3 separate regions of the Mus musculus genome follow, and regions 1 and 2 are each linked to region 3. A link is a loop called in an ENCODE intact Hi-C map of the cell type or tissue named here. Cell type or tissue: left cerebral cortex. All regions are shown on one strand.

Evidence for each region. A loop is a pair of places that touch in the nucleus more often than their neighbours do. Peaks named below come from ENCODE experiments on the same cell type or tissue, not always from the same donor. Only the 100,000 strongest peaks of a DNase experiment are listed, where the experiment ranks them.
Region 1: it touches region 3 in a loop (8-fold over the local background); 35 of 42 quality-filtered maps call a loop at or near these places.
Region 2: a loop joins it to region 3, with 2.7 times the contacts of the local background. A loop is called at or near these places in 8 of 42 quality-filtered maps.

The regions. Positions count from the first base shown.
Region 1 is chr11:60,024,209-60,032,208 of GRCm38, forward strand. It overlaps Pemt (phosphatidylethanolamine N-methyltransferase), which reads right to left. Exons shown (of 7, transcript NM_008819.3): 2 at 7,505-7,612. The coding sequence starts at 7,597. It overlaps Gm38498 (a long non-coding RNA gene), which reads right to left and starts at 2,746. Exons shown (of 3, transcript XR_879899.1): 1 at 2,081-2,746. In left cerebral cortex, a CTCF peak has its summit at 3,291 (motif pointing left); DNase peaks (open chromatin) are centred at 3,282, 4,362 and 6,462; H3K27ac peaks cover 57 bases.
Region 2 is chr11:59,944,311-59,952,310 of GRCm38, forward strand. Med9 (mediator complex subunit 9) reads left to right here and starts at 3,904. Exons shown (of 2, transcript NM_138675.3): 1 at 3,904-4,168. The coding sequence starts at 3,957. It overlaps Med9os (mediator complex subunit 9, opposite strand), which reads right to left and starts at 3,837. Exons shown (of 2, transcript NR_045273.1): 1 at 3,514-3,837; 2 at 2,582-2,786. In left cerebral cortex, a CTCF peak has its summit at 3,923; a DNase peak (open chromatin) is centred at 3,859; H3K4me3 peaks cover 1,651 bases; H3K27ac peaks cover 1,307 bases.
Region 3 is chr11:59,875,821-59,883,820 of GRCm38, forward strand. Nt5m (5',3'-nucleotidase, mitochondrial) reads left to right here. Exons shown (of 5, transcript NM_134029.2): 5 at 1-713. The coding sequence ends at 127. Among named protein-coding and RNA genes, the nearest start is that of Nt5m, 32 kb to the left of the region's middle. In left cerebral cortex, a CTCF peak has its summit at 4,285 (motif pointing right); a DNase peak (open chromatin) is centred at 4,322.

The DNA of each region.
Region 1 (8,000 bases), 150 kb after region 3:
AGAGATCACGCCTGGCCCCATCCCTCCCCCAAGCCACCACAGACTGACTCTGAGGAAGGAGGGTACCCTTGGACCAGCTATCCTTTTCAATCCTAGGCTTAGCCCTGGGCATCAGTGGATGGCTCCCACCCTTCTCTGGGCTTTCAGGATAACTCAGCCTGAGAGAAAGCAGATCCCACATTTACCATTAGCACTTCCCATGGCCAGGGCTCAGCTCCACAGTGGGCTTTAGGGAGACCTAGCGGAGGATGCTTAGCCATATTTTCTTAGACCTAACGGAGGATGCTTAGCCATATTTTCTTAGGGCCAGAATCAGGGATGTCTGGCTGAAGAAGACGAAGGGTAGTCAAGCAAGGATGTGTGGGAATCCTTTAGGAGGAGTGAACAGAACATGCAAAGGTCCAGGGGCACACTGAGAACTGTCTGTCCGTGGTGATAAGTCGAGCTCCTGAAAGAGTGCCCTCTCAAAGCCAAGTCTGGGTCATGAAACCTCAGACCCGTAGTTCTCAAGCTGCGGGTCACAACTCCTTTGGGTTGAATACCACATATTGGATATTTACACAGTGATTTATAACAGTAGCAAAATCACAGTGATGAAGCAGCAACGAAAATAAATTTTAAGGTTGGAGGTCACCACAACATGACGAACTGTATTAAAGGGTCGCAGCATTAGGAAGGTTAAGAACTTACTCTCAGACTGTGCTACAGCAGCCAGGATCAGGGCAGAGGCCAGGGGCATGGCTGACTGGAGGAACACCAGCGCATGTAAGCCCCTGTGTTCAATCCTCAGAGAAGGAACAGGGAGGGAGGGAGGGAGGGAGGGAGGGAGGGAAGGAGGGAGGGTGCTGTAGTAGATCAGCCTGGTCTGCCAGGGATACAGATGAAACAGTAAAATCCTAAGACCTCACTTCCTGTGAAGCACCAGACTAATCTTATACACCAAGATGGCCAATCCCAAAATAACCAGGGAGGGGAGACAGCCTGGGCCCCATCCAGCTCGCATATTCTAAGATAACTGAAACCAGCACCTAGACCCATGGCATAGAACAACCCTCCCTCAGCAGGTTTGCCCAGCCTTCCTTTTGTTCTTTGGCACAGACTGTGAGAGACACTGTTTGGGGCATTTCATCCCACGATGCTGGGATGCTGGGTTCTAAAGTAACCCCGGTGCTGGAGGGATGGGCTCAGTGAGGAGGCTAAGGCTACTTCCAGCTAACCACACATCCACTGCACTTGAGCCAACACTGACAGTGTGCAGCGGTGTCACTGTTAAAGATCACCTGCAGCCCAGTGTGAAGCTGGGCTGGCATTGGTTCTGGAGGGCCACAGCCATGAGTACAGCTGAGACAAAGGAAAGGAGACTTGGGCGTGCCGGGGTACATCAGGTGGCCATCAATCAAAAGGTGTTAGTGTGTGAGCCTGGTGACACAACCCAGGTCTCCTGTCGTGTGACACCTTCAACTGCCTTGAGCTATAGCAACTAGCCAGGCCAGCCTCTGCAGCACAAAACAAGAGAAGACACCTGACCCCCCAAGTGCCAGCTCCCGGCCTAGTGGGTGGGTCATGTCCCAGGTGCCAGATTTCTATGCCAGATGGAGCAAGAATCCCAAACTGCCCACTGACTGTCCCTACCCATCACACTCACATGCACACTCTCACTCACCGACTTGCCTCCGGGAAACAACTTGGGTGGCTGGCCGGGAGGCAGGATCATCCCTCAGGGAACCCAAACCCCTCTTACCCGCTAACTTCACATCCCCCTGCAAGGTTCCCTCATCCCTCAGTGCTCTTCCTCTTCTAAAAAGCCCACCTCAAGACAGACAGCCATTCTACAGACCAGACAGACGCCTTATCCTCAAGCCTGACCTGGTGCTTGTGCTCTCTCCTAAGTGCCTCTGGGAGCTGTGTGATGAGCACACCCCTGGCTATCCTGCTTCTCTTCTGGTATCCACGCTTACCCATCTAGCCAAGTGCTCACTCCAGGAAAGCACAGTACTATCCCAAGCCAACTCACCACAGGCCAGGCCTGGGTAAGAGGGAGGTTTCTGCAGCTAGACAGACCTCAGTGCACAAACCTCACCTGACCAATGGAGTCGGCAAGGCCAGAGCCAGACTGCAAACCTAGGCTGCCCCAGTGGATGCAGAGGGAAAGCTGCTCTGGCATCAGAGGATCCCTCACGGAGACGAGTGGCAGTTGGCAGGCTGGGAGCAGAAAACAGAAGGTGTGGTAACAGAAGAAAGAAGGGCACCAAAGGGCAAAGGAACCAGGGCTCTTGCTGGCCGCCACTGGAGCAACACACCCCTGCCACCCTGCTATCCACTCCCGTTCTAGGTAACTCCTTCCTGTCAGCTCCCCTCCCTCACTGTCACCTCCTCCCTCAATGGCATCTCCTCTTCCTTGTCAAACCCTCCACTCTTATCATCTCCTTGTCTTAGGGTTTCTATTCTTCGAGGAAACACCATGACCAAAAAGCAATTTGGAGGGAAAGGGTTTACTTGGCTGACCCTTCCACATCGCTGTTCACCCTTGAAGATCAGGACAGGTACTCAAGCGGGGCAGGACCCTGGAGGCAGGAGCTGATGCAGAGGCCATGAGGATGTTACTTATTGGCTTGCTTCCCCTGGCTTGCTCAGCTTGCTTTCTGTCAGCCCAGGGATGGCACCAGGCACAGTGGCTGGAGCCTTCCTCCAATCACTAATTAAGAAAATGCCAGCCGGGCGTGGTGGCGCACGCCTTTAATCCCAGCACTCGGGAGGCAGAGGCAGGCGGATTTCTGAGTTCGAGGCCAGCCTGGTCTACAGAGTGAGTTCCAGGACAGCCAGGGCTATACAGAGGAAACCCTGTCTCGAAACCCCGCCCCCCCCCAAAAAAAAAGAAAATGCCTTACAGCTGGATCTCATGGAGACAGTTCTTCAAAACCGAGGCCCCTTCCTCTTTGATGACTCTAGCTTGTGTCAAGTTCACACCAAACCCGCCAGTACACTCCTCCTCCCTGTTACCCCCTCCTACACTAGGTACGTCCTCTGCTCTCGGTGTCTCCTATGTCACTGTCACCTCTACTCTCTTAAACTCATCTCCTTCCTCACTATAGCATCTTCTTCCTCTCCTGCTGCCTCTTCCTCACTGTTACCTCTCCCTCACTGTCACCTCTCCCTCACTGTGTCTTCCTCTCCTTCACTGTCACCTCTCCCTCACTCTGTCTTCCTCTCCTCACTGTCACCTCTCCCCTGCCTTCCCTTCCTCTCCTGTCATTCTCACCTCCATAGCGCCACCTACTGTCCAGAAGCCCTAAACTCCTTCCAAGGCACCTGTGCCACCAGGCCCACAGTCCCAGGACTCAAACATGCTACATACAGCACAGCAAGTTGTTCCCAAGTTCTGTAAGGACAGTCACCTTTCTCAAACTAGCTCCCCAGACACGGTGACCATTGCCTAGTCCCTCCCTGGAGGCCTTCAGGACAGCGTCCCAATTAAAGTGGGCACCCTCCTGAGCCGAGTTGGTACCTTCAGCTGGTATCTGCCTGCAGCTAGGCTTAGTAGTTGTGGGGCCCAGGTTGCCTGTGGGTAGTTGGTACAACCAACCTTCCTCAGAAGAGCATGGTATGTCCCTCAACCTTTAGGGAAGAGCAGCTGCTTCTGACCTGAGGGGTGGCTTGGATCTACAGCAACAAGAGGACACAGAAGGGAACTTGTGAGGAGCTCTGCCCTCTTCACACCAGCTGTCCTGACAAGACTCCTGTCCTGCTGACTCCCAACACAGGGCCCTGAGATGGACTGGTTCAGGATGGACTCTGTGATCCATCCCAGTCTGCCCTGGTGTCCAAACAGACTGCCTCCATTGGCTGCTGGCTGCTGTCAGCCATCTGCTCCATCTGGCTAATGTAACAAAGCTTGTGTGACATTTCCTCAAATAAACAGTCTGAGCTCAAGGCCACTGCTGGGATCCGGGCCCTGGCCTTCCAGAGCTCTGACCAGGCGAAACATGGCCACTGGAGCTTCACAGAGCCATCTACCCCATCTCTCCCGGGATCTGTCATAGACCCTCAAGTGCTTTCCTTCCCAGGTTTGCCCGAGTGAGTGCGAGCTCATGTCAGATGCATGCAGAATGTGTCCACTGATGCTACGCAGAAGGCCAGTGATGAGCCAGCCCATGCTCAGGAAAACAGCAGCTCTTCCAGGGCACCAGACACAAGTGTGAGCACTGAGGAGGACCCTGGCTGATCCGCTCAGATGCAAGCCAAGCAGCAGCTGCTACCTAGGACACAGTGCATGGCAGGCTGGGGACAAGAAGGGAAAGCAAGTGCTTTGGAGCACTCTAAGATAACAGGACCAGTGCTCCTCGAAGCTGGGCCAAGGGGTGCAGGAGATACAGAGTAGGCATTCAGACCACTTGGGGCACCGCATTAGCCTCCAGAGACAGTGTTGCTGACCTCTGCTGGGCAGGAGCCAGGGCCCCATTCTGCTTCATGCTGCCATCTGGGCCTCTAAAGTGGGCTGGCCTCCCAGCTCACCCTGGCTGCCTCCCCACTCCTTTCATATGCCACTCAAAAAAAAAAAAAATCAGCTCAGTCCCCTACAACTTTCCCCCAGAAACCCAGCACTTTCTTATGCAAGTGTTGGGTTTCGGTCAAAAGCCACCATTTCAGGCAGGCCTTCCCTGACTACCCTTCCTGTCTTTCCTTCTTACCTGCTTTGTCCCTAAAATGTTGGTTTGTATGTTTACTCACTCACTGCTCTTCCCAGGATGCCACTGTGCCAGGGTCAGGCCCACCTGCTCTTACAGATACTGTCAATCTCTAAGTATCTGGACAATAATGGACAAATCTCTTTGATATGGTTTGAACATGATTTCAATGTGTCCACTAAAGCTGGCGGACATGCTGAAGGCTTGTTTCCCGGCATGATGGTGTTGGGAGGATTGGAACCCTTAAGAGGAGCAAGTGTGAGGAGATTAGATCAAGGCAGGTCTCCCTGGGAAGAGTGGCACTGGTCCTGGAGAACTGTTATTTCTCTTGAGGGTAGATTCTTATTTTATTTATATGAGTACACTGTAGCTGTCTTCAGATACTCCATAAGAGAACATTGGATTCTATTACAGATGGTTGTGAGCCACTATGTGGTTGCTGGGAATTGAACTCAGGACCTCTGGAAGAGCAGTCAGTGCTCTTAATCACTGAGCCATTTCCTCCAGCTGGAGGGTAGATTCTTTTTTTTTTTTAAGATATATCTATTTATTTATATGATTACACTGTAGCTGTCTTCAGACACACCAGAAGAGGGCATCAGATCTCATTACAGATGGTTGAGAGCCACCATGTGGTTGCTGGGATTTGAACTCAGGACCTTTGGAAGAGCATGCAGGGCTGTTAACCACTGAGCCATCTCTCCAGCCCATGAGGGTGGATTCTTACAGAGTAAAACTGCCCACACACGCTTGGCCTCTTGTGCACGTGGCTATTTTCCTTTCTGGTTCTCCATTATATCTTAAGTTATTTAGGGAGACAGGATTCTGGCACCACATTGCTGGGGTCTTCCAGGGATTATGAACTAAACATCCATCTCCCTTCTACACAGCTCTCCGCACCAGTTACTCTGTTCAACCTCCCTAATGATGTGACCTTTCAATACAGATCCCCATGTTGTGGCGACCCCAAACATAAGATTATTTTTGTTGCTACTTCATAACTGTAATTTTGCTACCGTTATGAATCATGATGTAAATATCTGATAATACAGCATATCTGATATGCAACCTTTGTGAAAGGGTCGTTTAACCCCCACCCCCACCCCCAAAGGTGCTGTGATAAGAACTGCTGTGTTAAAGCAACAGAAAGGTGCTAAAATCCCCCTCCAACCTGATTCCTCCAATGAGAATGGCAGCGCCTTGCCATGCCACCTTGCTGAGTTGCCAGGCAGGAAGCCTGAGCACAGTGAGCCATGCCCAGGACTGCAGCCAGAAGACCCTGTGCCACCCTTTGAGCGTACCCCTGCTCACTGTGCAGTTTCCTGTCCCCACCAAGCACAGAGCTAGGCTTCCGGCTCCTGTCCTCCTGCATCCAGATGCCACCTCATCTCCTCTGCGCTGTGGCTGGCCCAACCGTAACACGATGCCATTTTTCTCATTCCAAACCGAGCATGAAGAGCTCACTCGTTCTTCCACTAATGACTAGACGTCTTTCCAAGGAACAATGCTTTTCAAAACGAGGTAAACCAAAATCGTATGACCACAAAAAATAAAAAGGAACCGCTTATGATAAACGCACAGACACTCGGCTCTCGTCTATTTGGGCTGTTGGGGCTGTTCCTGTGGATGAAACGCAGCTTCAAAATTAAGTGGGCAGAAACATATTGCTTCAAGGGTCAGTGGGAGATGAACAAAGGGAACTCAGACAAAGTACTCCCAATGCCCACTGCACTTGGCCAGCGGCTCTCCCTGTGCTCAGGCCACACTCTGGCAAATGCTAATCAGCCTAGGCCTCCTGGAAGAGAGAACACAGGCTCCATCCAGCTATGTAGTCCAGCAGCTTCCTGCAGGAGAGCCCTGTGCACACCACATCTAACGGAGAGTGAGTTAGGAGTGAGGTGTCTCCTGGCCAGGCCAGAAGCTTCTTTAGTGCCCTGGACTAGCTTCCTCTGGCTCCTTTAAAGCATCAGAAACATTCTCACATGGCTTGAGATCAGTGTTTGTCCCCTAGAGTGTCCTGCAGCCTGGCAGGCTGGCTCCTAGGCGTAGGACAGGTTAAGGGCACAGAGCACCATGTGTCTAGCTTTGCCAGAAGAAGGCTGTCAGGAAACCAGGGCCAGCACTGGCACACTCTAGCAGTACACTCCAAGGCCGTGGTTTCTCAGGAGCAAGGAGGTCACAGTGGTCTTGTCTGTCCTCTGTACCCCTGCCAGGAGCCCCCTCCTCAGAAGGTCCAGTATGTTCAGAACTGTAGGGACAAAACATTCAGAAGGTGGTGGCTCTGTGCCAAGCATCCCTGCCCTCACCCACCAGGTGGAAAAAAGGCCTAAGCCATAAACTAGAGAAAAAGAATACAGTGTTCCGCCCTGGTACAGCTGGACTGACAGTAGTCTAGGATCAGTGTGCTGATGCCACCAAGCACAGCCTTCTACAGACTAGCTCCCGGGCAATCACAGGATACCCCAGGCTCTGCCTCAGTGAGCACTCAGGCCTCCATTTCCACTAGTCCTTGTGTCATAAGCTCCCAGACAGCTCAGGCCCCCTAGTGAGAAGGTCGGCAACAGGTGGGAGGCCTCCCCCATGCAATACCCTAGGTCACCTTGACACCGGTCCCTTGGCCTCCACGAAAGTGAGAGTCTCCCCTCGTTCAGTGTGCACTCACTGAGTGCCACCCTGAGAGGGAAGAAGGGAAGAGGATGGTGACAGGCATGGTGGGAAGGCACTAGCCCACTGTCCGTGTGTCTGGCTTATGGTAGCAGTGATCCCACCGCACCAGCCTCAGCAGCTAGCCATTGTGGTGTGAGCGCAATGGTACTCACCACATTCCAGAAGAGTGGGTTGAACACAATGGTGATCACAGCCGCCACAAAGCTGGGCTCTGTGGGGTCCATGTAACCCAGCAGCCAGCTCATAACGAAGAGATCAGCCTGCAAGGACAGAGCTGCCATCAGCGGGAGGCCTATCTAGCAACACCCAGAAGCTGCCAGGACCTGTGAGCCCCCAGGATGCAAAGACTCCTGGGAAGATAAGGGAAGCTTGGGATATCCAAGTCCAGACACAGTCACTGCACTTAAGTCTCATAAAACAGAAGATAAAAGGCTAAAAAACTAGTCAGCCGTGTCAACTGTCATGAGAGTGCTAGGCTAATGGTTGCGGAGGTGCTCATGGGCACTGTATGCAGAGATCTGTGGCTCTGAAGACAAGATCCCAAGAAAGGAGTGACATTAACCCTGGGTGTGATTGATTTCCTCTTGGATGAGGGTTCTCAAGAGACTCGAGGAAAACTCAGGTGGCCAAAATACACAGGAAGAGAAG
Region 2 (8,000 bases), 68 kb after region 3:
TTTGTCTGACAAGTGAGAAGAGACAAGAAGACAAATGAAGATTTTTTAAAGGGGGTTATTAGAAGGGATGAAGGCTTTGGGGTGGCTGGAAGACAGAATAATTGGATGACCAATAATTTGTATGAAAATGTCTTGGCAAAACCTCAGGAGGATATGGTCTGGGAACAGCGATGGGCCACTTCAGACACAGTTGGTTCCTGGAAGGGTCTGCCTTGCTTGCATCCTACCAGAGGCTGTTTGGTGATTTACAGGGACACGAGTTAGAAATAGCAAAAAGGATAACAATGGATAAAGAGAGATTTTGGGGGGTCTAAAAGGAATAGAGTCTGATAGGCTCCCACGTGAGTGTTTCTGGGAGAAGTCTGGATGTGGAGTCTCTGGTAAAGAGAGGTGACTGAGAGGAACAGAAAGGGAAAAAAGAAAATGGCCTTCAGAGTACCTCATTAATGGTTTTTAACATTTTTGTTTGTTGGTAATAGTTTTATACTGGGTTAAACAATAACTTCACTTGGTTTTGTTTTGACTTGACTACCAAAACCCTGAAAGGAGCTGGGCAATGGTGGCGCAGGCCTTTAATCCCAGCACTTGGGAGGCAGAGGCAGGCAGATTTCTGAGTTTGAGGACAGCCTGGTCTATAAAGTGAGTTCCAGGACAGCTAGGGCTACACAGAGAAACCCTGTCTGGAAAAACAAAACAAAACAAAACAAGCCCTGAAAGGAGCCATGCCTCACATCCGCGGTGCATGTTGTATTCTCCAGGAGAGGGCAGATGCAGACCATTTTTCCTTTTTTTTTTTTTTTTTTTTTTTGGTTTTTCGAGACAGGGTTTTTCTTTATAGCTCTGGCTGTCCTGGAGCTCACTTTGTAGACCAGGCTGGCCTCGAACTCAGAAATCCGCCTGCCTCTGCCTTCCGAGTGCTGGGATTAAAGGCGTGCGCCACCACGCCCAGCTCCATTTTTCCTTTTTAAGATGAAATCCTAGGTGAATAATAATTAAGATGATGTTTTAGGAGCTTTGGCCGTTTTCTTTTTATATTTTACTTGAGATTTATTTTATGTATGGTGTGTGGGCGTTTTGCCTGCTTTGTGTCTCTGCATCATTTGTATGCCTGGTGACCATGGATGCCAGAAGAGGGCATCATATCTCTCAGACTAGAGTTACGCACAGTTGTGAGCTGCCTACATGGGTGCTGGACTCAAACCAACATCATCTGGAAAAGCAGCCAGTGTTCTTAACTGCGGAACCCAGAGCACATTTCAATCTGCTGTCAGCCTGGGTTTTCCACATCCAAGTAAAAATATCTTTTATATTATCTCACACATATCATGGTCCCAGGTATTTTATAGGCTTCTTAGTATGTTTGTATTCTATAAGGAGATCACAGACTGGATGATTGATAATGAACAGAGATTATTTACATACACAGTTGCTGATCTGAGAAGGTCATGATCAAGGGGCCATGTTTGGCAAGGGGCTTATGTTTCTGTCGTAATATGACAGCAGATGCTGTATAACTTGAGAGCAAGAGGAGGGAGACCTTGCTTTTATAGCAAACCTGTTCTCTTCATAGGAATTCATTCCTAAAGGAACATGAATCCATTCATGTTACTCAACTCATAAAGGGGCCACCCTCTTGACCCTGGAGTTGTTTCTTAAATACGAACTTTGGGGGCACATTCCCACTATAGAAAATTGTAAAAAACAAACAAACAAAAAAACCAAACCAAACCAAACCAAAAACACCTGCTCAGCGTTCCTCTTTTGCTATGGAGGTAGTCAGAGAGTAAAGTTACACAATGGTTTAAAGTCATATCATTCCCAGGAGGTGAAGCCTGGCTTGAAGGCAGGCAGACTACCTCGAGCCTGACCTCTCATCCACAGGCCTGATGGGACAGGGTACCCTGTGAAGCCATGGAAACCTGCCCAAGACACTATAGTGGCAGCTTAACTGGATGGAGACTCTGACTCTGCCTATACCTCAGTAGCACCCTCCTTTTCTGACTTAGATCAGAATGGCTGTACACACACACACACACGTATTTGCAATAATCAGCTTTAAGGAAGCCAGAACAGGGAGCAGTTTTCTGAAAGCTGTTTGCCGTGATGTGAAGTCAGCTCTATTCTTTGTCACTAATTATATTAACTATTTTTAGGGCAAACTGTCAATGCACCATACTTATTCATGCTTCCTACGTTATCAATTTGTTTTGTTTAGCCATATCTATTTATATCTCAAGAGCTTTTTAAAGAGATGCCCTCATTCTGCCAAAGATAGATTTGGGACTTGTAATTAAGTTATAAAACACATTAAGGGGGGAAAGATGATGTTTGGTTGCTATGAGGATAGTATCAATGGCTACTAGATGCTTTTTGAATTCTGAATAAAAGCTCACATTAACATTTTGAATCAAAAGTTACAGATCAGGGAGGAGCCTGGCATCACATACCTGTAGATTTTAGACATAGACTTGGTGTCAAGGAAGCTCTGTGGCTTTGTGATCCTGGGGCTGCTATTATAGCCCTGTAAACTTTTGTTTCTTTTTCTATAAAATGGAAAACTAAGATATACCTTCCAGAGTTTCTCGGTGGATTAAATGAGGGTTTTAATGGTTTCTCGTCACTTTCATTCCACAGTAGTAGTGATAGCTACTGTTTGCTAACACTGCCGTTTTACCATGCATTCTCCCAGATGTCTCCAGAGGTGTCTTCAAGTCTTTTCTGGCACACCTGGTTCCATCTTAGACCATTCTCTTCTCCCTTCTTCCTCAGGAATCATGGCCCTTCCCCTAAGGTGGAGAGGTCCTGGGTTAGAAGGAAATCCTACAGTTTCCTGCAGTGAGAAATGTTCTTCTAATCAGACACTTAGTTCCACAGGGGCCTGTATTCCCTAACTCCACTCCCCCCACCCACCTTTCCCTTTGGGTGATTAGCCCATTGAGTCATATTGAGAAGTTGTGTTCCCACTAATGGGATGAAATGCACCTAAGCCTGAGATGGAAGAAAGTGGCCATTTTGTTGAGTGTTTCTGCTATCTTATCTTGAGTTCTGGTGCACTCATTTTCAAGAAATAAATAAATCACCTTGTTTCACTTTGTTTCTGTCTTCTTTTGAGCAACACTGAGATTATTCTTTTCCTGACAGTGCCTCTGTTTAGAGAACTATCTGCAGCTCTGAAGAAAACAATTCTGAGACCTGTAGCTAAAAAACCTGAAAACACCATTGTGAAGTTCCACGTTCCTGCTTCTTTTTGTTTCTGAGATGTGGGCTCCTGGCCTCTCTTTACTGACATGGTTCCTGTCATCAAAGACAGATGTCCTCTCCCAGTTGACAGCTTCCCTAATCCCTGATTTTTGTTAGTCAGAATCAGAATTACTGCTACCCTTGTCCAGAAAATTTTTAATGGAGCCCATTTGCTTGAAATGAATAAATACAAGCCTATCGTAAAGTTCTCCTATTTGGTCCAAGATCTTAGTCTTATATACGTATGTAGTCTGGCACCTGCTAGATGCATACCAAATGCTTGAAGAACGATTAGTTTTCCCCTTGGCAGCCGTGTGGAACTAGTTTGTATGGCCTGTTTTGCTGTCGCCAGTCTGGGGCCCTCCTGGAGGCTAGCATGACACAAAGACGTGTAAGTCCTTGTCATCTGGATGCTCGCTGCCGCAGAGCCTCAGTTTCACACGGTGCTCACCAGCGTCATCCGTTCTTCCTGCCAGTCCCGGGGGTCCTCGTTGGTGTTTTGACCTCTCTCTGTCATGTGAACTAGAAAGATGACTGGAGTAGATTCCCTAATCCTGACTACTCAATTTAGCTTTCCCGACACCCGTCGCCTAGCAACGCCCGCCCGCCTACGCCCAGGGCGCAGACTCAGAGTTTTTTCCCGCCCGGCCTCCCCGGGCGCGCAGTTGTGACGCAAGCACCCAGCGCCCCTCGGCAGCTGCTGGACTCCTGGTGCTATGGCTTCCTCTGGGGTGGCGGGTGGGAGACAGGCCGAAGATACGCTACAGCCACCGCCCGAGCTGCTGCCGGAGTCCAAGCCGCCACCACCGCCTCAGCCTCTGCCGGTCGCTGCGCTCCCGCCGCCGGCGGCTCCGCGGCCTCAGTCCCCCGCTGGCGCGAAGGAGGAGAATTACTCCTTTTTGCCGTTGGTTCACAATGTCATCAAATGGTAAGGGTCTAGGAAAGGTTAAGACACCACTTTTTGCGACTCTAGTGTCCCTGGTTCCGAGCTGCCAAAGCCCGTGGGCTCTGGACCACGCCCCATTTTCCCAGAGGGCCCACGTTGTCAGGCGCCTTAAGAGTTACACTTTACTCCCGGGTGAAGCCCACGTACTGATCAAATGCATAGATAGGTTCTGCAGTGTCCCATCCCAGATCCTGCAGTGACTTGGGGATGGGTCTTAAGTCCTTACACATAGCCCGAAGGCAATTTTATACAGTTGTTTTAATTCGCCTGCGTTTTGACTGTTCGCATGAAGCCCAGAGCGGAATTTCTCACTTGTGGCATTATATGAGCCCCGAAAAGTGTTCGAATTTTGGTGGACCTCAGACGTTCAGACTCGAGATTCTCACCGTGTACACAGTTTAGTACCCATTTCAATGCGAGGCATCTTACCTGTGTGGGCTCTGTTAGGTACTAGGGTTGTACACCGTAAAGAAAGGAGCAGCCATTTACCCTTACAGGGCTTAACGGTTACAAGCAAAGAAAAACAAACAAACATTCTTAAAAGTGGAGAGATGGCGCACACCTTTAATCCCAGCACTTGGGAGGCAGAGGCAGGCGGATTTCTGAGTTCGAGGCCAGCCTGGTTTACAGAGTGAGTTCCAGGACAGCCAGGGCTATCCAGAGAAACCCTGTCTCCAAACAAACAAGTGGAGAGGGGAGAAGTGATGCTAGGAAACATTTGAAACGAAGACACAGAAGTTGCTCTGAATGATTGTGTCCCACTATTAACTTTATTCTAATAATTCTAATAGAATATACAAGGATGTATGGTCTTTTAGGCCCAAAGTCTCCAGTCTCCATGATGGCCTATGTTTTTGCTCACTCCATATACGCTTGGGTCATTTCCAAGAGGTACACTTTTTGGTGCAAGCATTCTCAAGTGTGCTTTGATAAACTTAGGTGACGCGGAACAGTTACTGCCTGGTGCCTCTTTGTGCAGTCAGGATTCTTAGCAACACTGGGAGTTGGACAGGTTGGTGGGTAAGAGCACTCGCGGTACAAACGGCACAAGGATCTGAGTTCCAATCCTCAGCGTCCACATAAAAAGCCAGTCATGGCTGCTCGTGCCTGGAGCCCCAGCGTCCCAGCGCTACAGACAGATCTCAAGAGCTCTGGCCAGGCTGCCTGGCTGACACTGTTAACTTCCTATTTAATATGAGACCCTGTCTCTAGGCAACAAGGCGAAGCGCTACAGTATAATACATCCATAAACTAGTGACATCATTATTTATTATCATTATCAAGCATTAAGAACTACCTGTAATTGTATAGGTAATACTTTTTATCCATCAGGCAGTATACTTTTTTTTTTTTCACACTCTTGTGAGTGGCGCATTCTGCTGCAACATTACCACAACTACTTTGTCATTAGGCAAAGGAAGGTTTTGGTTACATTATAAGCATTAGACAGTTACTGAATATATGATCTGGCATTAATCAGGTTATTTAGCACATACCTGTATAGCCACAGGACACTAGGTGCAAACCTCTGAATTTCTTCTAAACCATTAGATACTAAAAGTAAATTAAGACAAGATTACAGTTCCGGTCACATTTAGGAACATTGGCAAGCCCTCTTGCTGGAGCTGAGGCAGTCTGGGTTTCTTGCTCTGGTGGTTTGGTGTTTGTCTTAGGACTGCTACTGCTGTGCTGAAACACTGACCAAAAGCAAACTGTGGAGGAAAGGGTTTATCTGACTTACACTTCTGTATCACTTTTCCTCACTGGAGGAAGTCGGCAGCAACCTGCAGGCAGAGGCTGATGTAGAGGCCATGGAGGAGTGCTTTCTTGCTCAGTGCGCTCTCTCTTCCTTTTTTATTGTGTTTGTTTCTCCTTGTATTCCTGGCTGTTCTGGAACTATTTTTAAGCCAGGTTGGCCTCAAATTCAGAAATCTGCTTGCGTCTACACCCCTACGTACTGGGATTAATGTCATGAGCCACCACTGCCCAACTTCAGCGTGCTTTCTTACTCTAGTAAGACCACCAGCCCAGGGTGACTCCCCACAGTGGGTGGGGCCTCCTCACTGTAATCACTAGTTAGGATGCTCTTCAGGCTCGCCTACAGCATGCTTCTGTGGGAGCATTTTTCCAACTGAGTTTCCTTCCTCTCTGCTGACTCTGTGTTAAGTTGACATAAAAGTGGGATAGCACAGCGCTCATCTGCCGCTTTTCAAATGACTGCAAAACCTTGGTTCTCACGTTCACTCCTCTCTTGGCTTCAGACAACGTGAACCTCCCGTATGCAGGGTAAGGCAGACTGTCCCCTCTGTGTTAGCTGTTGGCAAATACATTATGAGATGGAAGTGAGGAAAATAAAAACCATCTCAGGGCAGTGCTGGAGTACTGGTTTATTCAGAGTAACTTGCAAACATTAAAAACATGGGAAATCAGAACACAGATGTATACACATTCACCTATACCTCAGGAAGGATCCTCCTGACCCGGAAGAGCAGTTGGGTTGGGCCAGCCTCAGTGACAGGAACACGATGTGAAGTCAGAGGGTCTGAGGTCAACTCTCTGCTGAAGCTTGCTTTATCATCTTTGTAAATAGTTTTCCCAGGTGGTAATTTTCTGTCTCGATACATCAGTAGTAGTTTGATCTCAGTGGTGGTGCACACCTTTAGGCCCCAACACTCAGGCCACTGAGGCAAATCTCTTGAGTTTAAGGCTAACCTGGTCTACATATCTACTTCCAGCCAGCTAGGAACATTAGGTTCAAACCTCAGCTCTGTGACTTATGACTAGGTAGGCTTGGGCCGGTAGCTCACTTCTCATAGAACTGGGAGATACTCTAAAGTGCAGACCTGTGAAAGATGGCAGGGTGATCACATGGGCTTGTCTAAAGGACCCACAAGGAATTTTTTTATTTAGCATGTAAGAACTGGAAGGACGAGCAATGATTGCCAGAAAATAGCTGGCCAGAGCTACCTTACCTACTGACCCTGAAGCATCAGCCTTGGCCCTGGTCTTCACACCCCAGAGCCTTATAGAAACCTCTGCAAGCAATATGAAAGAAGGTGGGCTAAGATCAGGGAAAAGTCAAAGGACATGCCCACCCTCTTCCACCTCGGCAAACAGTGAAATATTGCTCTGCCCAGAATTGATCCTTTAGAGCCGTGGTTCTCACCCTTCCTTTTTTATTTTTTATTTTTGGTTTTTCAAGACAGGGTTTCTCTGGCTGTCCTGGAACTCACTCTGTAGACTGGGCTGGCAGAAATTTATCTGTCTCTGCCTCCCAAGTGCTAGTATTTAAGGCATGTGCCACCACTGCCCAGCATTCTCACCCTTCCTAATGGTGCAACCCTCATGTGGTGACCTCCCAAATGTAAAATTATTTTGGTGGTACTTCATAACTGTAGTTTTGCAACTGTTATGAGTCATAATGTAAATATGTGATAAGCCCCCAAGAGGGTCGGTCCTGACCCACAGGTTGAGAACTACTGCTTTAGAAGGACGAGCCAGAGTCAACGTGGGACATGTATCATACTGGGAAGGGAAACAAACTTAAAACAGGGGTTATGACCTCCTTGGCCACTCCTCGCTCTGTGGCTGCTAGCCTGGCAGAGAGAATAAGGTGCCTTCCCTTAAGTGTCTGACTAGCAGAAGAGAAAAGACACTGGGAAAGAAAAAGTCCCTGGGGAGAAAAGACTTCTTTCTCCAAGAAAAGCCAGGTCCATTATCTTACAAGAGTTAAGATACTACTACTACTACTACTCGGCACCTTTAATGTCCACTTGCAAGGATGTGACTGACAGTGCTGGCCACTAGGCATGTA
Region 3 (8,000 bases):
CAGCTGGGAGCACATCCTCTTTACCTCCTGCCACAACTACCACCTGCAGCTGCAGCCCCCTCGCCGCAGGCTGCACTCATGGGCAGACGACTGGAAGGCCATCTTGGACAGCAAGCGGCTCCGCTGAGGACTGTACTATGGCTCTCTCGTGGTTCAGCATGGGGCTCACAGCTCACAACTGGACAGCAGGCAGCCCACTGAGGGTTATGCTGCAGTTCCCTGGTACTTCCTGGAGGATCCCAGTGAACACTTTGGTCAAAACAACGTCTGACACACTTCCCTTCTTCCCCTAGCCCAGCAAGGCCTTAACCTGATAGTTGGGACGGGGCTAGAAGAAAGATGCGTGTTCTCAGATAAGTTGGTCTGACCTCAGGCAGATGCCCCATGCCACTGCCTCTCACTGTGTGCAATAGGGGTTCTCTGAGACATGGAAGTACCCTGATCCAGGATCTGCAAGACGAGGGGTGCCAGGGACAGACAGATGACAACGGTTCCCCTGGCAGGCATGTAGGTACCTCTACTGTAGAATCTTGTCCAGCTTACATACTTAGTCTTTCTGGATTTCCATGGCCACCAGGCTCTTTTGGAGGCCACCGAGACCCTCCCTACGGTCTCTTGCTCTGGTGTTCTTAGATCCCATTAACAGCCCAGAAAGGAGTCAGCAGGTGTGAATATTTGTTGCCAATATGAAAAATAAATGCTACTCACACATAGCCTGTGCTGTGGCCTTCTCTAGAACCTGCCCCAGGATCCTCTAGTGTGCCATCTGCTTGTGATATAAGCATACGGGAGTCCCACACACTGATGAACAGGACAGAGGTGGGCATAGCTCACCCATGTGTACCTCATGTACCTCGCATGGTACCATATGGGGGCAAAGGCAAGATGGCCTGGATGGTGGCATTGCTGGCAGCCTGGTGGTTTCTTTTGGTCCCATTCATCTGAGGGAGGCACTGCTGCCTGCTAGCACCTTCTCTAACACTGCATTCTCTCCTCACCCTGCAGGTAGGCACAGGGCCTCGTCCCTACTCTTCTCCCAAGGCCAAGTTTCCAAAAGACCTAGAAATTGCTGTTACAACTGTAGCATTTGTTCCCTGTGAGCGGAACTTCTGGGTGGTATCACCAGACCAGCCACCTCACAACTGTCCTCTTAATAATTTGAAAAACAGTGCCCTTGAAGGTCAGTTGCATTCTCAAAACCCTGGCTTGAGATGGGCACAGTGACGCACACCTGTTTCCCAGCATTTAGGTTGATGCAGGAGTATTACTGTGAGCTCAAGACCAGCCTGAGCTATGTAGTCAGTCTAGACCAGTTACATTGCAAAACCCTGTCTAAAAACATTGAAAGCCAGCACCCAATTTGTTTCTGGGTGTTCACGCTGAGCCTTCACGCTGCCTTTTGGTACCTACGGCAGAGGATCTTCGGACTTCCTGGGGACTGGCTTAAGGAGAGAGAAGGACAAGAAGAGAGCCCTGGCTTTAGAGCTGGCCAGGGATTCCATTTCCCACCCTTTACTCTTAAGCACCCAGCTCCATCACCCAGGCTAGGTAGGGAGGTCTCCAACCAGACCAGAGAAGGATGGCCCAGGAGCCACTGCCTGCCCTGGGCTCCTCTGGATTTCACCATATGTGGCTTTCCATAGTCCTGCCCCATTTTTGTCCCTTGGACTGGTCAGGTGCTCTGCCAGTGTCTTACTGCAAACACATGGCAGTTCTGTCACTTGATTGTGGAACTCTGGCACAAGAAGGGCAGCATCTGGGAATGCCCTGACCCGTGCCTACTCCAGAGAGCCTTTACTCTCCTGATGCACAGATCACTGTTAAGCTACAACCTGTCCTTTCTTGTTCATCCCCAAGGTTACACATTAATATGGACATTGCAGTATAAAATATCTTCAAGCTTAAAAGCCCTGCAGTCTTACCAGTTCAAACACTTTTAAAAATTCAAAGTCTGTTTTAAATCTAAAGTCTCAACTATGGAATCCCATAAAATGAAATTTAAGTTGAATATGTATATTTTTTAAGAGGGAAGAATCAGGACATAGTCACAATGCGAACAAAGCAAAACAAAACTCCAGCTTTAAAAATGCAGTGTCAACGACTCAGTCTTCTACACCCCTTCTAAGGCTTGGGTCACTTTTCCAGCTCCACCCTCTGTAGCACACACAGCTTGTCTTATAGGCTCCAACTGGGTCCACTTCAGTGCTGCTGCTGTTCTTGGCGGTCCACCCATGGTCCTGACATCCAAGAATGCTGGGGTCTCCTGCTGCAACTGGCCTGCGCTTTTACCAGTAGCCTCTTCCGGGCTCTCTTCATGGTGCCAAGCCTCAACTTTGCCCATGACCTTTCAAACCAGGAGCTTCCACTGCTACTCCAGCTGTGCCTTCACTAGTGGCCTCTCAAGTGCCAGGCTTCAGTTGCTCTCCATGACCCCTTCACACCTCCAAAACCAGTAGCTCTTGGCAGACTCTTACCCATGACCAAGTTCAGGTGCTAACATGAGGTACAACCAGGGCCACCTCTGGAACAGCTTGTGTGCTGACTCAGGAAACACTTCCCAGGAGATTCCACCTCAGTGACGCTGGTCTCTTCTTAGTCACGGCTAATTTATCTCCAGCTGAGCAGCATCCATTGTCCCAGCCAAGCAAAGGTTTCACTTCAGCGTGTCTGGTCTCTTGTCAATCACAGCCGATTCTTCAGCCCAGCCGACCAGACACCACAGATTCTGCACACAGAAGGCCCGTGGAGTCTTTGCTTCCCTCTGGAACTTGACAAGCCATCACACCCTATTCCCCTGGCACTAACTTGTCTTCAGGTTTCTATCACTGTGATGAAACAGTGACTGAAGCAAGTTGCAGAAGAAAGGGTGTATTTGTCTCACACGTCAACATCCGTAGTCCACCACTGAAGGAAGTCAGAAGGAACACAACGGAGCAGGAACCTGGAGGCAGGAGCTGACACAGAGGCCATGGAGGGATAGCTTGCTCCCTGTAGCTCACTCATCCTTCTTACAGAACCCAGGACCACCACCATTCCAGAGATTGCACCACCCACAAAGGGCTGCCCTCCCCCACTGATCATTAACTAAGAAAATGCCCTACAGATAGATCTTAGGTGGATATTTTCTGGATTGAGTTTCCCTCCTTTTACTTAACTCTAGCGTGTCAAGGTGACATAAAACTAGCCACCATATCTGCTGAGGTTTGCAGCGCTCTCTGGGTTTCTCCCTCCTACCTCCTGCTCAGGGAGTTTGTGGTCTCTGGGGCCCTTCATGGAGTAGCCTGGCATCCAGTCTTCACTAGTCCTCCTATTTATACTAGGGTTGCTGAGAGCAGCATTTGACCAATCCTGTGGTGATCCAGGAGGACCAGGAGGCCCTCCTCACCAGTTAGGGACACTCTTAGGCAAGCTCCTTCAGAGCCCAAAGCTCTGCTACCCTTCCAACAAATGGTGCTCCCTGTCTGGGAGGCTCCACTGGGTATGAGAAGGCCCCAACTTCTTGTCTGTCCTTGCAGAGACATGGTGAGAGTTTTACGCACTGGATCCTTCTGGAGGTGCCCCAGGAGTCTGAAAGCTGTCCCCAAAACACAGGCATCAGTGGCTGCGTTTATCTGCTGGGATTCTGTACCCAGGGAGCACAAGGGCTGGCATTACCTCGTCGGTGCAGTCGAGGAAGAACTGCCAGTTAGATTCCTGAGTGTCGCTCATCAGACAAGTAGCTATCAAGCACCCATGGCTGAGGACTGGCAGGGGAAGTGGAAGCACCCACTCTCTCTCTCTGTGCCCAATGTTGTGCCTTCTTTTAAAAACGACTCTACAGGATAAAAATACATGGAAGCCACATATGAACAGCCTCCCCAGTGAGTGTCTCTGCGGTTTGAAAACTCCTTGATTAGATCTGCTACAGCTGGCTTGAATGTACAGACTAGGTTTCACAGAAGGTCAGTAACAACCAAGCTACTTGCCACTTAATGAACGCCTGCCTGCACAGAGGACTTGTGGACTTAATGCAAACTCCAAGAATCTATTAATTAGTTCCACTACTGGGCAAATTCTAGAGGTTCTCAACCTGTGGGTCGTGACTTCAGGTGACATATCAGATATTTACACTATGATTCATAACATCAAAATTACAGTTATGAAGTAGCAACAAAATAATTGTATGGTGTGGGGAGGGGTCACCAGAGCATAAGGAACTGTATTAAATAAAGTGTTGCAGCATTAGGAAGGTTGAGAACCACTGAGTGAAACAAATCTGACAGAGGAACTACAGTTTGTAAAGATGGCCACTTGATGGCGCCAGAGGACTGGCTCCAGAACCTTGGAGCCCTTTGTGCCTCCCTGAAGCCTGCAGTCATCCCTGGGAAGTCTCAGCCTGTTGTTCCCAGCCACCAGCATTTCTCTCTGACCTAGGCACCTTCTGGGCTGGGTCTTGGAACCTCAGGCACTGTTGTCTGAGCACTGGGATATGACTCACATCAGCTGCTCCCCCCACTGAGAAGGGCCTGGCATTATTGGATGTGTGAGTCTCCAGGCTCAGCCAGTGCAGTTCTTCCCTACACAGGCCCCATCTCCAGCCTGGAGCCTCTGCTTTCCGACCCCACTGACCCAGGCCCTGCCCTGCCCTGCCAGCGATCATCCTCCCAAGTCCCAGCCTTATGACAACTTACAGTCCTAACTCCACAGGACTCCGGAGTCCTAACTCCACAGGACTCTTATGCAAGGAGAAGAGAGTCTAGGGAAGAGGACAGAAGACCCCAATGCTTCCTGAGCCTATGCTGTGTGCTGCGATATCATAAATTTCCCCAAGTGACTATGAAGCAAGGTTAAGATAAAAAGAGGAAAGGTTTATTTTTGGTTTATTAGGGACTAAGACCAAAGCTTTCAGCCCACAGTCTGTTGGTCCTTTTGCTGTTGAGCCTGGGATGAAGAAGAGTATTATGGTGGGGTCACTCAGTGGAGCCAGTGTTCACTCTGTGCCTGAGGTGTGAAACGACAAGTGTAGAGGAGGGATGAGGGTCCCTTTGAGTATCCCTCCCAATGACCTAACTTCCTTCCCCTAGGCCCCATGCCCTACAGGCCCCCCCATATTACCTTCAACACATGGTCTTGCAGGGGGTGGTGATTTTACAATAAAAGCTAAGACCCACACTGACAGACTAAGCTGCACTTTCCCACCACCAAGCACACACACAGCCGAGCAGAGAACACAAGTGTGCTGTGTCTGTTTAATTTTTTCTGCTGTTTGTTGTTTTTGTTTTTCAAACAAGCTTTCACTATGTAACCCTGATGTCCTGGGATTCACTCTGTAGACCAGGCTGGGCTTGACCTCAGAGATCCACCTGCTCTGAACACAACACCCAGCACAAGGTCTGTTTTGTGGGGGTAGGAAGAAGGTGTGGGTGAAGCAGGCAGTGACATCCAGGGACAATGACAGTTTAAGCAGAGTCTGAGGTATTGTTGGTGGGATGCTTGCTGGTCTGCAAATGGAGACAGCAGGGGCAAAATGACACTGTGGTGTGAACCATAAAACCATAAGTACACTTAAGCCTGAGTAATTCATGCTGTGTGCGTGCGTGCGTGCGTGCGTGCGTGCATGCGAGTACATGCGTACATGCCTGCCTTCATGCATGGATTCTGGGAGTGAGATGTGGTCATCTAGGCACCACTGAGTTCATCCTATGGGAAAAAGGGATTAGACATCCCAGGAAGGGAAGAACCAAAACAGAAATGGAGCAACAGCGGCAGGTGCCAAGAAAGGAACTGAGGGACCTGCAAGCAGCTTACGGTGAGGGAAGGTGCAGGTCGCCAGTGGGAGCAGAGAAGTAGGAGCCAAGGCCAAGGCCAAGGGAGGGACCACAGATACAGGAAGGAGAAAGGAGAGCAGAGTAGCCCCAGTTCCTGAGAGGAGACAAACCATGCCACTGGGGAGTGAGAGGCCCTTCCCTTGCAGGACTCACCCCTGCCCTTTGGTCCCACATGGAAATCCTCCCGTGGGTGGACTCTCCCCCTACCCTGCCCCGACATCCATGCACTTTTCTTCCTGCAGTATGTAGTAATCTGTCACCCATTTAAGGTCCTGGAGTGGGAAAGCTCCCAGGAGCAGGAAACCGCCCCTCATACAGGGTCCTGTCCCTGCTTTCCTAGCAGGTTTAAATTCTCTAGACCCTCCTTTTCCTCCTGCTAGGGATGTTGCCAGCAGCAAGCACATTTCAGCAAAACACATTCAAACCAAGCAAGGGACTTAAGATAGCAGGAGGCTTTTCTTCGGGACCTCTCTGTAGAGGGGGGGGATGCCTGTAAGCCTCAGAGCCTGCCATGCATTTACAGGGCTGAAGCGAGTGGGGAAGAAGGTTGTAGACTTTTCTGGCCTGCAATAGGCCAGTGCTGGGGTGACTGGTGAGGTAAAGAACGGTAGATGATTGATAAGTGCCTCAGGGGGAGGGCGAATGTGATCAAAATACATTGCATGGAATCTCAGAGAATTACTAATGTTCTATTTTAAAATAGATTCCCATCTCTTCTGGCCATTGTCTGCTCTGCAGGGGTGGGGATGGGAATCACGCAGGCAAGTTACTTTAGTTTTGGAGTACTAATTATGGTAGTTAAAGGAAATAAATTACCACAATTTAACCGAGGTGGGGGAGGGTTTTTAAAAATGGCTTGGTCTTGGCTATCAACCACAGTGGATGACAGGCAGCTGGCTCCAAAGCAAGAGAAGTGGACACAAGGACCAGGAGTTCATTCGACCAGAGTCAGAATTCAGAACAGGTGTAATAATGCCGTCTGTGCACAGAACAGAGTCCTGGGTGGTTCAAGACTCACAGTGGAGACTGGGACAGTTAGAACCTGAATCATGACTAAAGGCCTCGGGAAATGGGCTGAGCCGAAGCATAAATACTTCTGAAGAGATGAGCAGTCAGGGGCCTGAGCTGAAGACTTCTAAACTACACACAAGGAGGCGGTGGGAAGAGGAGGAGACAGGGAAGTGTCTTTCTTACTTCACAAGAACACGCCCCAAAGAGCACAGAGCTGACCCTCACGGTGCCCCAGTACCCTGAGCCAGGGTTGATGTATGAATAGAGATTTTATACTGGACAGATATGTTGAACATTTACAATCTGAGGACAAAATAATTCTAAGCCTTTCTAGACCACCACCACCACCCCCCAAAAAAAGAAAGAAAAAAGAAAATGAGATACATATCTTCAGAATCCGAAGGAAAATAATTTCAGACTCAACCTCTGAATATAGCCAAATATAGGGAAAATCCCCCTGAGGGATGGAGAGATGGTTCGGCATTTTGTTTGTTTTCTAAGACAGGGTTTCTCTGTGTAGCCTTAGCTGTCCTAGAACTCGCTCTATAGACCAGGCTAGCCTGGAACTCACAGAAATCTACCTGCCTCTGCCTCCAGAATGTGTCTAAAGGTGAGCAACACCACAACCCAGTAAGATGGCTCAGCTTTGAAGAACTTGAACTGCTCTTCCAGAGGACCTGGGTTCGACTCTCAGCATCGTGTCAGGTGGCTTACAACTTCCTGTAACCCCAGCTCCAGGAGCATCCCAATCTTCCAGCCTTTGTGGGTGCCTGTACCCACTTGAACATACCTACACACACACACACACACACACACACACACACACACAAGTAATACAAGAAAAATGAATGTAGAAAAACATGAGAGTGGAACTATGTGACCTTGTCAGTTCCTTTTTTTCCATTTTTAAATTTTTACATGTGAGTGTTTTGTCTGCATGTATGTCTGTGTACCACATGTGTGCCTGGTGTCCACAGAGGCTAGAAGGGGGCATTAGATTCCCTGGGACTAGATTCATACATGCTTGTTAGCTGCCTTGTGGATGCTAAGAATCTGAATCCAGGTCCTCTGGAGGAGCAACCAGTTTGTGCTCTTAACCCCTAAGCCATCTCTTCAGTTCCTGATAAGGTTCCTTTTTGAAAGAGTTACCAACTCTTAAAGTTATAAACTCTAACAAGAAGG